2 separate regions of the Homo sapiens genome follow, and region 1 is linked to region 2. A link is a contact called in ENCODE Hi-C data. All regions are on one chromosome and are shown on one strand. The core of a region is the stretch at or near the end of the contact, and the rest is flanking DNA. Distances in the headings are between cores, read along the strand shown. Region 1 holds the start of PGBD2 (piggyBac transposable element derived 2). Region 2 holds the start of DESI2 (desumoylating isopeptidase 2).

What was found. Hi-C counts contacts between places; a loop is a spot of excess contacts on that map. Pooled maps may share reads with other maps.
Region 1: a pooled map shows a loop between it and region 2 (12-fold over the local background). The contact joins the promoter of PGBD2 here to the promoter of DESI2 in region 2. A Hi-C loop is called at or near these places in 6 of 50 pooled maps.

What each region holds. Positions count from the first base shown.
Region 1 is chr1:248,901,194-248,907,616 of GRCh38, reverse strand. PGBD2 (piggyBac transposable element derived 2) reads right to left here and starts at 1,382. Exons shown (of 3, transcript NM_170725.3): 1 at 1,275-1,382. RefSeq lists silencers at 937-1,026, 1,437-1,496 and enhancers at 1,117-1,306, 831-1,752.
Region 2 is chr1:244,647,659-244,654,890 of GRCh38, reverse strand. It overlaps DESI2 (desumoylating isopeptidase 2), which reads right to left and starts at 1,765. Exons shown (of 5, transcript NM_016076.5): 1 at 1,536-1,765. The coding sequence starts at 1,577. RefSeq lists a silencer at 1,252-2,021 and enhancers at 2,102-2,261, 2,521-3,094.

The DNA.
Region 1 (6,423 bases), core at 133-2,632, 4.3 Mb before region 2:
GGCGCAATGCACCATGAAAAGCCACAGGGACCTCTGCCCTGGAAAGCCGGGTATTGTCCAAGGTTTCTCCCCATGTGATAGTCTGAAATACAGCCTCGTGGGAAGAGAAAGACCTTACCGTCCCCCAGCCCGACACCCGTCTGTGCTGAGGTGGATTAGTAAAAGAGGAAAGCCTCTTGCAGTTGAGATAGATGAAGGCCACTGTGTCCTGCCTGCCCCTGGGAACTGAATGTCTCCGTACAAAACCTGATTGTACATTTGTTCAATTCTGAGATAGGAGAAAAACTGCCCTATGGCAGGAGGCAAGACATGTTGGCAGCAATGCTGCCCTGTTATTCTTTATTCCACTGAAATGTTTGGGCAGAGAGAAACATAAATGTGGCCTACGTGCACATCCAGGCATAGTACCTCCACTTGAACTTATGACATAAATTCTTTTGCTCACATGTTTCTTTGCTGACCTCCTTATCACCCTGCTCTCCTACCGCATTCCTCTTGCTGAGATAATGAAAACAATAATCAATAAAAACTGAGGGAACTCAGAGACCGGTGCTGGTGCAAGTCCTTGGTATGCTGAGTGCCGGTCCCCTGGGCCCACTGTGGTTTCTCTATACTTTGTCTCTGTGTCTTATTTCTTTTCTCAGTCTCTCCTCCCACCTGACAAGATATCCCACAGGTGTGGAAGGGCAGGCCACCCCTTCACCCAACAGCTCAGAATGGCTTTTGTGGGATACGGAAGAACCCTCCCTTCTCTTCACCTCACTAGCAAAAGAGAAAGAAGGGCAAACAAAGACCCTCAGAAACCTCAGCAGCTTCCCAGGCAGACGCAGTTAAAAACGACCCGCCCCCAGCGCGCCCCGGCACAGAGCCACCCCGCCCCAGGATGTGACGTGGCATTCGCAGTCCCGCCGCCAGCCTCAGGCCGCCCGCCTCCTTCGTCCCGCCCACCCCGCCCGAGCCTGCCCTGGTCCCTCCCACCCCGCCCTGAATCCATCCCTCTTTAGCCCGACCCCGCCCTGGTCCCCACCCACCCCGCTCCGCCTCCCGCTCAGCCGGCCCGGCCTCCGGCCTCGCACCCCAACCCGCAGAAGGAGCGCCCCCTTGCGGCCCTCGGAATCCCATTGTTCCTGTCCTGGTCCCGCCAGCCCACCGTCGGCGCGCAGTGGTGAGGACGAACTCCTCGGATGCCGCCGTTGAGAAAACGCAACATCAACGCCAACCACTCCTGTACTCAAGCGAAGCCCTGCCTGCAGCGCGAGCACACTGAGGCCTACCTGCCCTACCCCAGACGGAGACTCGCGAGCCCGAACCGGACCATGAGCCGCGCCGAATCGGAGCGCTGCGCCTGCGTTGGCGTCGGGCGTCGCGGCCGCGCAACGTCCGGCACCAGAGGGCTCGCTGCACCTCGGCCGGCCTTCCATGCCACGCCCCCGGGCCAGGCCACGCCCCGGCCCGAGCGACCATCGAGACTCCAGGACCTCCGCGGCGCCTAGAGGGATCCCGAAAACGCCTGCGAGGCCAGAACGGCCGAAATAACCCACCCCAGCGGGCCAGCTCTTCCCGCCACTCTCCCTTACCCTCCCACCCCTGTCCTACTTTGGAAACCTTCCTCGCTCCTTCCTAATCAGGAGAGCATGGGGACTTTCTAGGGTAGTGGTTCTCAAATGTGCCCCCAATCTAACAGCAGCTTCACCTGGGAAATCGATGGAAATGCAAATCTTGGGACCCCACTACAGGCCTTCTGAGTAAGAAACTCTGAGGGTGTGCCCAATAATCGGCCTTACCAACCCTGAAGGTAATTGTGGTACAAACTAGGGCTTGAGAACCACTGCTGTATGGCAGGGTTTCTCAACCTCCACTCTTGACATTTTGGGCCTGGATAATTCTTTGTTGAGAGGGAAGGAGGCTGTCCTGTGCATTATAGGAGGCAGGGTCACGGATAAAATACAGTTAAATTTGAGTTTCAGGTAACAGTGTTGTTCATCTAAGATTCACATTTAACTGGAAGTCCCTGTATTTCATCTGGCTACCTTGCCTACCTATATTTTTACTTGGTAAAAATAGAACCTTAATTGTAGGATATTGAGCATCCCTAGCAACTAAATGCCAGTAGCACACCACACTCTCTCCACTCTAGTTATGACAAATAAAAGTATCTCCCCCTACTTCTTGAGAATCACGGCTCTATAAGGACTTTGTCCAGCTGAAACCCAGTAGCCCATTAGGTATATAGGACAGTGTACTCCGCAGAAAACTGCCTTGCCCTGAAAGGCTTTGAACACAGAAATCCCTGGGACCAAACCGTGTTAACATTCAAAAAGAGGGCCACTTAGTGAAGAGTTTGTATTTGCTTCTCCACACTGACACTTCACAAAGGTTTTTTGGTCACTGTAAAGTGTGTTCCAAAACCCCTGGATCAGAAGAAAAAAATCATGCTCATTTGTGAGATTCTGAAGTGAAGGGCACGTATTAGTTTGTCATTCATTCCACATATGAGCAAATTGAGAAAACAGGCAATAAGCCATGGGAAAATGGGAGTGCTACTCTAGGTAAGGTAGGGTGGTGTTTCTAACTTGCTTTGTTCCCCAGATCCTGTGTCTCATTCATTCATTCAAGTGTTAAATGAGTGTCTTCTCTGTGACAATCACTCCTCTGAGCAGTGATGTTAGAACAGTGAAAAAGAAAAGGCACAAGAGAAAAACCCTCTTGTCATTTCAGTGGGAGAACCAGACAGTAAACAAAATATATGGCATGTCAAAGTGGAAAGTGCTAGGAAGAAAATAAAGGAAGCAAAGGGGACCAATAAGACTGTTGTGAATTCAGTTTTAAATAATTTGGTCAGGGAAGGTTGGTAAGTGAGAAGGTTGTATTTGAGGGAAAAGCCAAAGAATATGAAGAGCAAATTCCCCATGCAGAATTCAAGGGGGAAAATATTTGAAGCAGAGAGAATGGCATGTGCAAATGCTCTGAGGCGAAGCAAGCCTAGCACATTTGAGAATGGCTGGAGACAAAAGAAAGTCAAAGAAATGAGGTCAAAGAGGGGGTGAGTTCAACAAGGAGTAATAAGGTGCTTGCTGGCTGTTTCTTCCATACCTTTATGATCCAGAGAGAATTCTCACTGCAATTTGGATACTTGCATATGTAATTTAAAGTTAATAAAAAGATCGGGACCAAGTGTAAGTGTTTATGGAGCTGCAAAGAGTCCATCTAGACATTTTCAGTGCATTGCTTTGAATAAAGCTACGTTTAAAAACAAAGTCAAATCTTTGAAAACAATGTCAAATTTGGGGTAGAATGGCAGAAGAACTGCATGATAGGAATTGGGAAAAAAAAAAAAATTTAGCCCGTTAAGCTAGAATCCTTTGAGGAAAATACATATTTTGAAGTTCTTTAATTGAGAAATAGGCTAAATAAGCTTTAAGGAAAAAATTGGGGAAAATATTTAAATTATGTGTATTATGAGTAAATTTCATAAAAGCCTTGCAGCCTAGTTTGTTTATAGATACTATCTTGCTTTAGGGAGTTAACAAATAAAAAAAAAACATAAAAAGAAGAAAATGGACTTAGGGAATTAAACTTATATATTTATTAATTTATTTCATTTAGTTTATTTCACCTGTACATGTCTTTGTGTGTATGTATGGGGTGAGACTTTACATATAAAAATTCTCATGTCGCATTGACTAAATAACACCTTATGGTTGATGATGTTAGTACATAGCAGCAATTAAAGCTCAGCTACAAGTTGCTGACTACATTAAAGTTTTTGACAGCCATAGCAGTATCACAGCCTACCCAACAATTAAGAATGTCACATACATGAAACCACAGTTGTATGGAATTATGAGAAAATACTCATTAGTCCATCAGGATATTTTAGTTAAGGAAATTACTAGAGATATCAGGTGAGCTGGACCTGAAGAAAGAACCAGATGCCAAATAATTTCAGGCTAGAACTCCCAAGCGCCCATGATTAATGGGTCCAGGATAAGAAGAGATTGCTGGTTTCTTGAAGCTTGCTTGTTAATAAATGATATGGAGGTGGCATGCATTCCGATGACAATTGAATTGATTTGACGCACTATGTATGATTAAGGATTTGATGTCCTGCATAAAGTTAAGAATCAGGCTGGGCAGTGGTGGCTCACACCTGTAATCCCAGCACTTTGGAAGCCTGAGGTGGGAGAATCGCCTGAGGCCAAGAGTTCAAGACCAGCCTGGGCAACATAGTAAGACTATGCTACATTAAAGTTAGCCAGGTGTGATGGTACACACCTGTAGCCCCAGATACTCAGGAAGCTAAGACAGGAGGACTGCTTGAGCCCAGGAGTTTGAGACCTCAATGAGCTATGATCATGCCACTGCACTCCAACCTAGGTGACAGAATGAGACCCTGTCTCTAAAAGAAAACAAAAAATAAAAATAAATTTAAAGTTAAGAATTAGTTGATAGGGAGTCAGGAGCAATGGTTCATGTCTGAAATCCCAGAAATTTGGAAGGCCAAAGCAGGAGGATCATTTGAGCACAGAAGTTTGAGACCAGCCTGGGCAATATAGGAAGATCCCATCTCTACAAAAAAACTTGTTTTTTCTTCAGCTTTTATTTTAAGTTCAGGGGTACGTGTGCAGGGTGTGCAGGTTTGTTATATAGGTAAATGTGCCATGCTGATTTTGCTGCACAGATCAACCCATCACCTAGGTATTAAGCTTAACAAGCATTAGCTACTTTTCCTGATGCTCTCCCTCCCCATAGGTCCCTGACAGGCCCCACTGTGTTGTTCCCCGCCACCCCACCCCCACTGCCCCATCTGTGTGTTCTCATAGTTCATCTCCCACTTATAAGTGAGAACATGTGGTGTTGGGTTTTCTGTTCCTACATTAGTTTGCTGAGGATAATGGTTCCCAGCTCCATCCATCTCCCTGCAAAAAGATATGATCTCAATCCTTTTTATTGCTACATAGTATTCCATGTTGTATATGTACCACATTTTCTTTATCCAGTCTATCACTGATGGGCATTTGGGTTGATTACATGTCTTAGCTGTTGTGAGTAGTGCTGCAATGAACATATGCATGCATGGTATCTTTATCATAGAATGATTTATATTCCTGTGGGTATATGCCCAGTAATAGGATTGCTGAGTCAAATGGTATTTCTGATTTTAGATCTTTGAGGAATCACCACACTGTCTTTCACAATGGTTGAACTGATTTACATTTGAACCAACAGTGTAAAAGCATTCTGATTTCTCTGCAACCTTGCCAGTAACTATTGTTTCTTGACTTTTTAATAACTGACATTCTGACTGGCATGAGATGGTATCTCATTATAGGTTTTTTTTTTTTTTTGAGATGGAGTCTTGCTCTGTTGTCCAGGCTGGAGTGCAGTGGTACGATCTCAGCTCACTGCAACCTTCGCCTCCTGGGTTCAAGCAATTCTCCTGCCTCAGCCTCCCAAGTAGCTAGGACTACAGGTGTGTGCCACCATGCCTGGCTATTTTTTGTAATGTTAGTAGAGATGGGGTTTCACCATGTTGGCCAGGCTGGTCATGAACTCCTAGTCTCAAGTGATCCGCTTGCCTTGGCCTCTGAAAATGCTGGGACCACAGGCATGAACCATTTCGTCCAGCCTTCATTATAGTTTTGATTTGCATTTCTCTAATGATCAATGATGTTTTTAATGGGGCTGTTTGTTTTTGTTCTTGTAAATTTGTTTTTATTCCTTGTAGACTCTGGATATCAGACCTTTGTCAAATGAATAGATTGCAAAATTTTTCTCCCATTCTGGAGGTTGTCTGTTCACTCTGATGATGGTTTGTGGTTTTTTTGCTTTGTTTTGTTTTTGCTGTGCAGAAGCTTTTTAGTTTAATTAGATCCCATTTGTCAGTTTTCACTTCTGTTGCAATGGCTTTTGGCGTTTTTGTGATAAAGGTTTTGCCCGTGTCTATGTCCTGAATGGTATTGCCTAGATTTTCTTCTGGGTTTTTATAGTTTTGGATTTTACATTTAAGCCTTTAATCCATCTTGAGTTATTTTTTGTATAAAGTGTAAGGATGGGGTCCAGTTTCAGTTTTCTGCATATGGCTAGCCAGTTTTCCCAGTACCATTTGTTAAATAGAGAATTATTTCTTCATTGCTTGTTTTTGTCAGGTTTATCAAAGATCAGATAGTTGTAGGTGTGCAGTCTTATTTCTGAGTTCTCTAGTCTGTTCCATTGATCTATGTGTCATTTTTGTACCAGTACCATGCTGTCTTGGTTACCATAGCCTTCTTATATAGTTTGAAGTCGGGTACCCTGATGCCTCCAGCTTTGCTCTTGTTGCTTTGGATTGTCTTGGCTATTAGGACTTTTTTTTGGTTCCATATGAAATTTAAAATATATTTTTTTATTTCTGTGAAAAATGTCCATAGCAATTTAATAGGA
Region 2 (7,232 bases), core at 516-3,015:
GAAAAGGCACACTGTGATCTCAAGAGCAGAATATATTCTGAAAGACAGTAATAGCCCTCATGAATAAAAAACAAACCAAATTCAGATTAGGGGGATGTGCACAGAGAAAGTAAAAGGGCAGTTAAGAGTCTTGAAAGATAAAGGTGTTCAGCTGAACACAAAAAGTTTAAATCCAGAGAATTATTTCTCAACCAGTGACACAGGCCACAGAACTTACAAAGTGCCATGGTTTTCTAGGATCTTTTGTTTGGCTTATTCTCCTCTTCAACTTTTTCTGTCCTGTTCCACTTTTCTCAGCATGTTAACTCATCTCCTTTCATCTCCAGGCTCACATCAGAATTCAACAGAGGACTCATCTCAAGTGGCAGGCAGTTCCTACACCCTTCTGACACAATTCCCAGATATGGCATGAGAAATCCCACTCTACCCAAGATATAATAACACTGTAAATTTAGAAACTTATAAATAATACAAGGGAATACAAAGTTTAGAACTGTATAAGACTCTTGGCCTGTAGTATTTCTGCTCTCCTGCATCTTTAAGCCAACAAAAATAACGACGGGCAATTTTTCATTTGTCAGTCAACTTACAAGGAATTTTAAGCACTGCAGTCAGAGGTACTAATCCAGTCTACAGAACAAAAACCCATTCTACAGAACAAAGCAAGCAAACACACCCAAACATGCATCTAACTGCAACGACAATTCTCTACCGGGTGCTTTTTTCTGGGGGCATTTCACTGCAAAAATCAGGCAAACCAGTTCTTGGACTCGATTCTGCGTGCTTGCCATACTCCAAAGTTAGATGATACAATAAACAACTTCTTCCCTTCCCTCTCCCGTGGTCACGTCACCTGTTGCATCACCTGGAAAGTGGTCTTCAGAGTGTAGGAAAGGAGCACCACCAGGATCTCTAAATAATTCAGCTGGGCTATTTTCTTGAGAAATGTTAGCCTCATTCATATTTTAACGAGGTTGCCTTTAACACACAAGGAAAGGGTGTGTTGGCTCCTGTTCACCTTTGAAGAGATTCTAGCACAGGCACCCGAAAGCTGTGACCTTCTGGACTTAGAGGGGCTTGGGAGTTTCTGAAGACGTAGCCATGGAGAGAGACGGACAGTTCGGCAGAAGCAGAGGAGCTGGGAGCGCAGGCGGTCGGGACGGGGGTCCCGGGGCAGCCCCGGGGGCCGGCAAGTGGGGTTGGAAACGCAACGGAAGCTTTGCCGAAAGGACACTGCACGTCGGCCAAGGGGTCGGGCCCAGAGCCGGGGTCGGGTCCAAGCTGAGCGGATGGGAGAGGTTCAAGCCCACCCGAGCTTTGGCCAAAACCCTCGGGCTGACTGGGTTCACCGGAGCGTCGACGAGTGCGAGGATTAAAAAATAACAATACTCCCTCCTTCACCCCCGGCTTCCCCCGAGAACTAGGCTGGAGGCGGAGACGCCAGGCAGGAAGCGCCTGGGGCCGGGGTCCGAGCCCCACGGGCGAGAGGAAGCCGGCCTGGGCCAGGGCTCGGGGCCGCCAGGGGCCGCACTCACCATGTCGTACACGTTGAGCACCACTAACTGGTTAGCCCCCATCCTCCTCCCCGCGGCCGCCGCCTCGTCCTCAAGCCGCTCCGTCTCCGCGGGGCCGGAGGCCGCTCTCACCCCCGCGGGCGCTTCAGGGGGCCTGAGCCGGGCACTAAGCGTACAGCCCGGCCCGCGGCAGCCGGGGCGGAAGCATCGGGCAGCCGAGCCGCTCCCGGGCGCCGCCGACAGGAGCGTCTGTGCGGACGGGGCCGGACCGTTGGCGGCCCGCTCCGGATGAGGCACCTCCCCTAGGCGGCAGACACGTGGGGAAAGGCGGGGCTTGAGCAAGGGGCGGGCGCCAGGCGCCCCGGGGGCGGGGCCGGCCCGGCGCCAGGACTGAGCCCGCCTGCGCTCTGGTTCTCGGCCGGCGCACCTCGGGACCTAAAATGGCGGCAACTCCGGCGCCTCCGCGTCCTGGAGGAACGGGGACCCAGGAAGACTACAGTTCCCAGCATGCAGTGAGGATTCCCCCTTGCTACTATAAGTGCAGAGGCGGAGTCTCAACAGCCCTTCGACTACAACTCCCTGCATGCCGCGGGGGCCCCGGTCCTACCAGACCAGGCCTCCCCGGGAGACTACAACTCCCAGCATGCAGTGCTTTAGAGCTGCGGCAGATCCCTTGCCGCCCGCGGGCGGTGAAATCTCCTACCTTCATTCACCCTCTCATCTCAGGTGCTGCTGCTGTTAGTAGTTCATGTTGCGTTGAGCTCGATGAAGCCAGCGAAATGTGGCAAAAGACCAGAGTGATGACCCTAAGTTTTCCAAATGCTTCCTCACCTTTTATTTGGCAAGGGGAGTGGTGGGGAAATAGAGGAAGACGAGTTACTGGTGTGGGATGAGGTGTAACGTGCATCCAATTAATCCTCAATGTGGAATTTACATTTTGTGAAACTATCCTGCTGAGATGGGAAGGGTACAGTAACCGTAGCTTAGCACAATCCTGGGACGTAGTATGCAGCTCTGCATTAATTCAACAAATGTTTGTTATGTGCTTCCTATGTGCCAGGCAGTGTTGTAGGCCCTCGGGAATGCCGTGATAAACAGGAACAGGGACATACAAAATATCACTGGTATGTGCTTTGCAGAAAATTTAAGTAAGGTGAAGTCATTCTTAAATTGGCTGCACGGGGAAGATCGCTGTAATGAGTTTTAAGCTGAAATGTGAATGACAAAGCCAGCCCCGCAGATATGAGGGGGAGGAGTATTTCAGTCAAAGGGAACAAATGCAAAGATCTGAAGCATGAAGGAGTTTTCTGTATTCAAGGAAACAAAAGATCACTCTTGCTGGGACACAGTAGGCAAGGAGTCGACGGTACTAGATGAGCTGGGCAGGTAGGCAGAGGCCAGATCCCGGAAGGATTTTAAAATTCATAACAGGGGTTGTATTTTAAACGAAGCCATAAGTTTGGACCAGGGAGTGAAATGAGTGTGCGTGTGTTTAAAAATGATTACTTGGGTTGCTGTGTGGAAAATGGATTTCAGAGAGGCAAAGGAGGTGGAAATAGGGAGATGAGTGTGGCAGATTGTGAAAATAGCCACAAATTATTTCCAGTCTCCCAAATTATACTCTTTGGTGGTGTCTACCCCCACTGACTGCACTGGACTGTGACTTGCTGTGGACGTGGGACATTAACATCGTGCAAGCAGAGGCTTAAAAAACACTTGTGAGTTGGGGCTTGCCCTCTTGCTGAACTTGGGAGTCCTGTGACCACCATTTTAGGAATGAGTGTGGGCTAGCCTGATGGATGATGAGGGACACGTGGTCAAGTCACGGCCCACATCCAGCTGACAACCAACCAACTGCGAACATGTGAAGCTCTCCCGGACTATCCTTCCCTGGCCACAACCACATGGATCGGACGAACTGACCAGCCAACCCACAGAATGTGAGAAATAATGTTTTAAGTCACAAAGTTTTGGGGGTGGTTATGTGGCAAAAGTTAATCAAGTCCACCAATTGGATGCTGTTCCAGAAGTGCATGCCAGCAAGTGGCTTCGTTGTGGCTGATAGTGGTGGAGACCGAAATAATTAGAGTTTAAATATTTTGGAGTAAAGTCTGTGGAACTTGCTAATGGGTTAGATGTTGAGTTGGTTAGGGAGAGAGGATTCGAGAATAACTTCTAGATTTTTGACTTGGGGAACTGAGTGGATAGTCCTGGCACTTCTAAGATGTGAAACATTTTGGGGAGGAGCAGGCTGGGGGTAGGGAAATCAAGAGCTATGGTTTGGTCATGCTAAGTTTGAGATGCCTTTTAGACATCCATGACTGCCAAGTAGTAGACATTTGAATAAACTGGAGTCATGGCCATTTATAGACTTGGGGCTTGGTTGGATGACCTAGGAATATGTGTAGCTAAAAAGAAGTGGGCCAAGAACAAAGCTCTAGGACCCTTCACCATGTAGAGGTCAAGTAAAGTATGAAGAGGAAGCACGGAGGCAGGAGGAAAATCAGAAAGAACATGATAACATTGATGTCAAGACTATTGGATTCAGCAATATAGAAATCACTGGTAGCTTTGATGTGAGCGGTCTCTGGGAGGAGTGAGATTTAAATAACTGCTTTAACAGTTTGAGAAGCAAATGTAAGGTGACAAAAGGGAGACAACTTAACTTGGGGGCAACAGCTGGATAAGGCGGTGTGGTCAATGGAGGGCATTTTGAAGATGGGAGATGCTGAGGCATACTTGCATGTAAAGGGAGAAAAATTGATATAGGAGAGGGAAAGATTTGCAAGGGCAAAGAAGGGAGAGGGATCCAGGACACAAGTTAATGGTTGCTGTTTAGTAGGGGGGATGCTTCATCTGTAGTGATGGCATAGAAGGCAGATGCAGGTGCACAGTTACGGCATAGAAGGCACGGAGACGGGTAGGCAGGTTAGAAATACGGGAGTGTAGGAAATGAGGGTGTTTATTCCTGATTTACTTTTACTTTCTCAGTGAATTATGAGGCAAGAATGTCTTCAAAGAGTAAGACGTGAGGAGAGGGGCATAGGGAGTTTGGAGAGACAGAAGGTGATGTAAAATAGAGGAAATAAGTAAACTTGGAAAATATGGTTTGTCAGGTAGTGTTGGGGGACAGTAAATGCTGTGCACATCATTACTTGACTGTCCTCTGGAAGGTTGTTGACAAAGTTCTAAAACCTGTTTTTGGTGCATCAGCTGCCTTGCTTCTCTTTCCTCCCATGGTGTTCCTCCCCACCTTAAGCAATTACAAACTACGTAATCACATCTGCTAAGCCCTTTTTCCTGTGAAAGGTGGGGAAAAGGCACTGTGCATTTGCACCTTATTTAGTCCTGGCTGCAGTCCCCATAGATTCACTTTAACTCTTACTGTACACACTCCCTTTGCCCTTTGTGATCTCATCCACTCTCAGCTGTAACTGTTGCATGTATACTGAAGAGCCGCATGTCTCCATCTTCGGTGCTCTTCTCTCTCCAGAGTGCTAGGCCAGTATAACCTACAGCCTCTTGGACTTCTCTAACAGGATGTGTTGGTTTCCCTTGGCTGCAAATTGCCACAAACTTAGTGGTTTAAAATAACACAAACTTATTTTCTTATAGTTCTAGAGATCAGAAGTCCAAAATGGGTCTCCCTGGGTTAACATCAAGGGCTGTGTTCCTTCTGGAGACTCTAGGGGACAATCTGCTTCCTTGCTTTCCCAGGTTCTAGAGGCTGCCCTCATTCCTTGGCTCATGGCTCATGGCCCCGTCACTCCAGTGCCCACCCCCCACCCCACACGCCATTTCCATCATCATGTCTTCTCTGACTCCCTTATTTCTCCTTCTTACTTATGAAGAGCCTTGTGATTAGATTGGGCCCACCTGATAACTGAGGAGTCTCCCTCCATCTCAAGATCCTTAATCACACCTGCTAAGTCCTTTCTTCCTATGAAAGGCAACAGCCACAGATTCTGGAGATTAGGATGTGAACATCTCCCGGGGGGGCTGGGATTCTGCCCTACCACACAGGATGGCCCATGGTTACTTTGAATTTATCAGGTACAAAATAGAATTCATCATCTAATGATGGAATGAGTTATGCTGCTCATGTAATTCAGGTATTGATCCATCAATAATGAATCATCCATCCTTCATTCATTGAACAAGTGTTAAATGAGTACCTTTGATGTGTCAGCCTCTGCGTCACTAATTCACCTGTGATAGAACAGACATGATCCTACTCTCATGAAGCTTACAATCCAGTGAAACACAGAGAAGAATATATATATTCTTACATATATATAAAATAAATGTAATATAAAAATATATTCTTCTTTTTTTTTTTTTTTTGAGATGGAGTTTCACTCTTGTTGCCCAGGCTGGAGTGTAGTGGTGCAATCTTGGCTCACCACAACCTCCGACTCTCGGGTTCAAGCAATTCTTCTGCCTCAACCTCCCAAGTAGCTGGGATTACAGGTGCCTGCCACCACGCCCGGCTAATTTTTTTTGTATTTTTGGTAGAGACCGGGTTTCTCCATGTTGGTCAGGCTAGTCTCGAGCTCCCGACCTCAGGTGATCCCCCTGCCTTGGCCTCCAGGCCTCCAAAAGTGCTGGGATTACAGGTGTGAGTCACTGCGCCTGGCCAAAAATATACTTATATAATAATATTCTTATATTACATATTATAATATATAATCTGTATTATATATTACATTTTATTTATATATATTATGTATTATATATCTGTATCACTAATTCACTATGATAGAACAGACATGACCCTACCCTCATGAAGCTTATAATCCAGTGAAAGAAAAGAATATAGTTACATATATCCTATAATAAAATATATAATATAAATTCTTATATATAGAATTATTCTATTACATAATATACAATAGAATATAAATATTCACTCATAATTTTATAATTTAAATTGAAGGAGACAGTAGTAGAACATAACATGCAGACTTATTTGAGGTGGTTGTCAGGAAACGGATGAACAAAGAGAATTTAGTATACAGAATTGTAAATTGGGTATTAGAGGGCTGAAACAAAAAGGGAACACTGAGGTGTCAGAAAGCTAGAAACAGCTAGGACACTTAGGTCTGGGGGAATAAAGAGGTCAGAATTGAAAGATTTTTGAAGCTTGCAGGAGAGCCCTATTAAGCTGGAATTGCAAACCCTGAAGAGGAGAACTGCTGGTCTCTGGTATTTCTAAAGGGGCACAATGACATCGGCCCTGGAAAGTTTTAAAAACTTCGAGCTAGGAATTATCCACCGCTGCTGAAATCAAGCGCTACTGCTGCTAGATGAAGAAGCCTGCCTACATTCCTGCTGACCGGAAGGTAGAAAACAGGAAGTCCCTCCTCCTCCTGCCTTCCAGTCTCCCACCAATATCCCTCCCTAGATAGAGAGGCCCCGGCAACAGAAAGCAAAGCATAGAAAATCACTATTTCTTAGGTGGCCTGGGAGAGATCTAAGCTGCCCAAACCATTATAAAGGAAAATTAATTTTAAAGCTTATTGCTCTCTGTGTTGTAGAGATGAACTGAGTCTGTGTTTTATTTATTGTTCTGTTCCAAATTACCCCAAAACGTAGCAGCTTAAAACAGTTTCTGAAGGTCAGGAATCCAAGAGCGGTTTAGGTTGGTGTTTCTGGCTTTGAGTCTCTGGTGGAGCTGCAGTCATCTGATGGCTTGACTGGGGCCTGAGGATCTGCTTC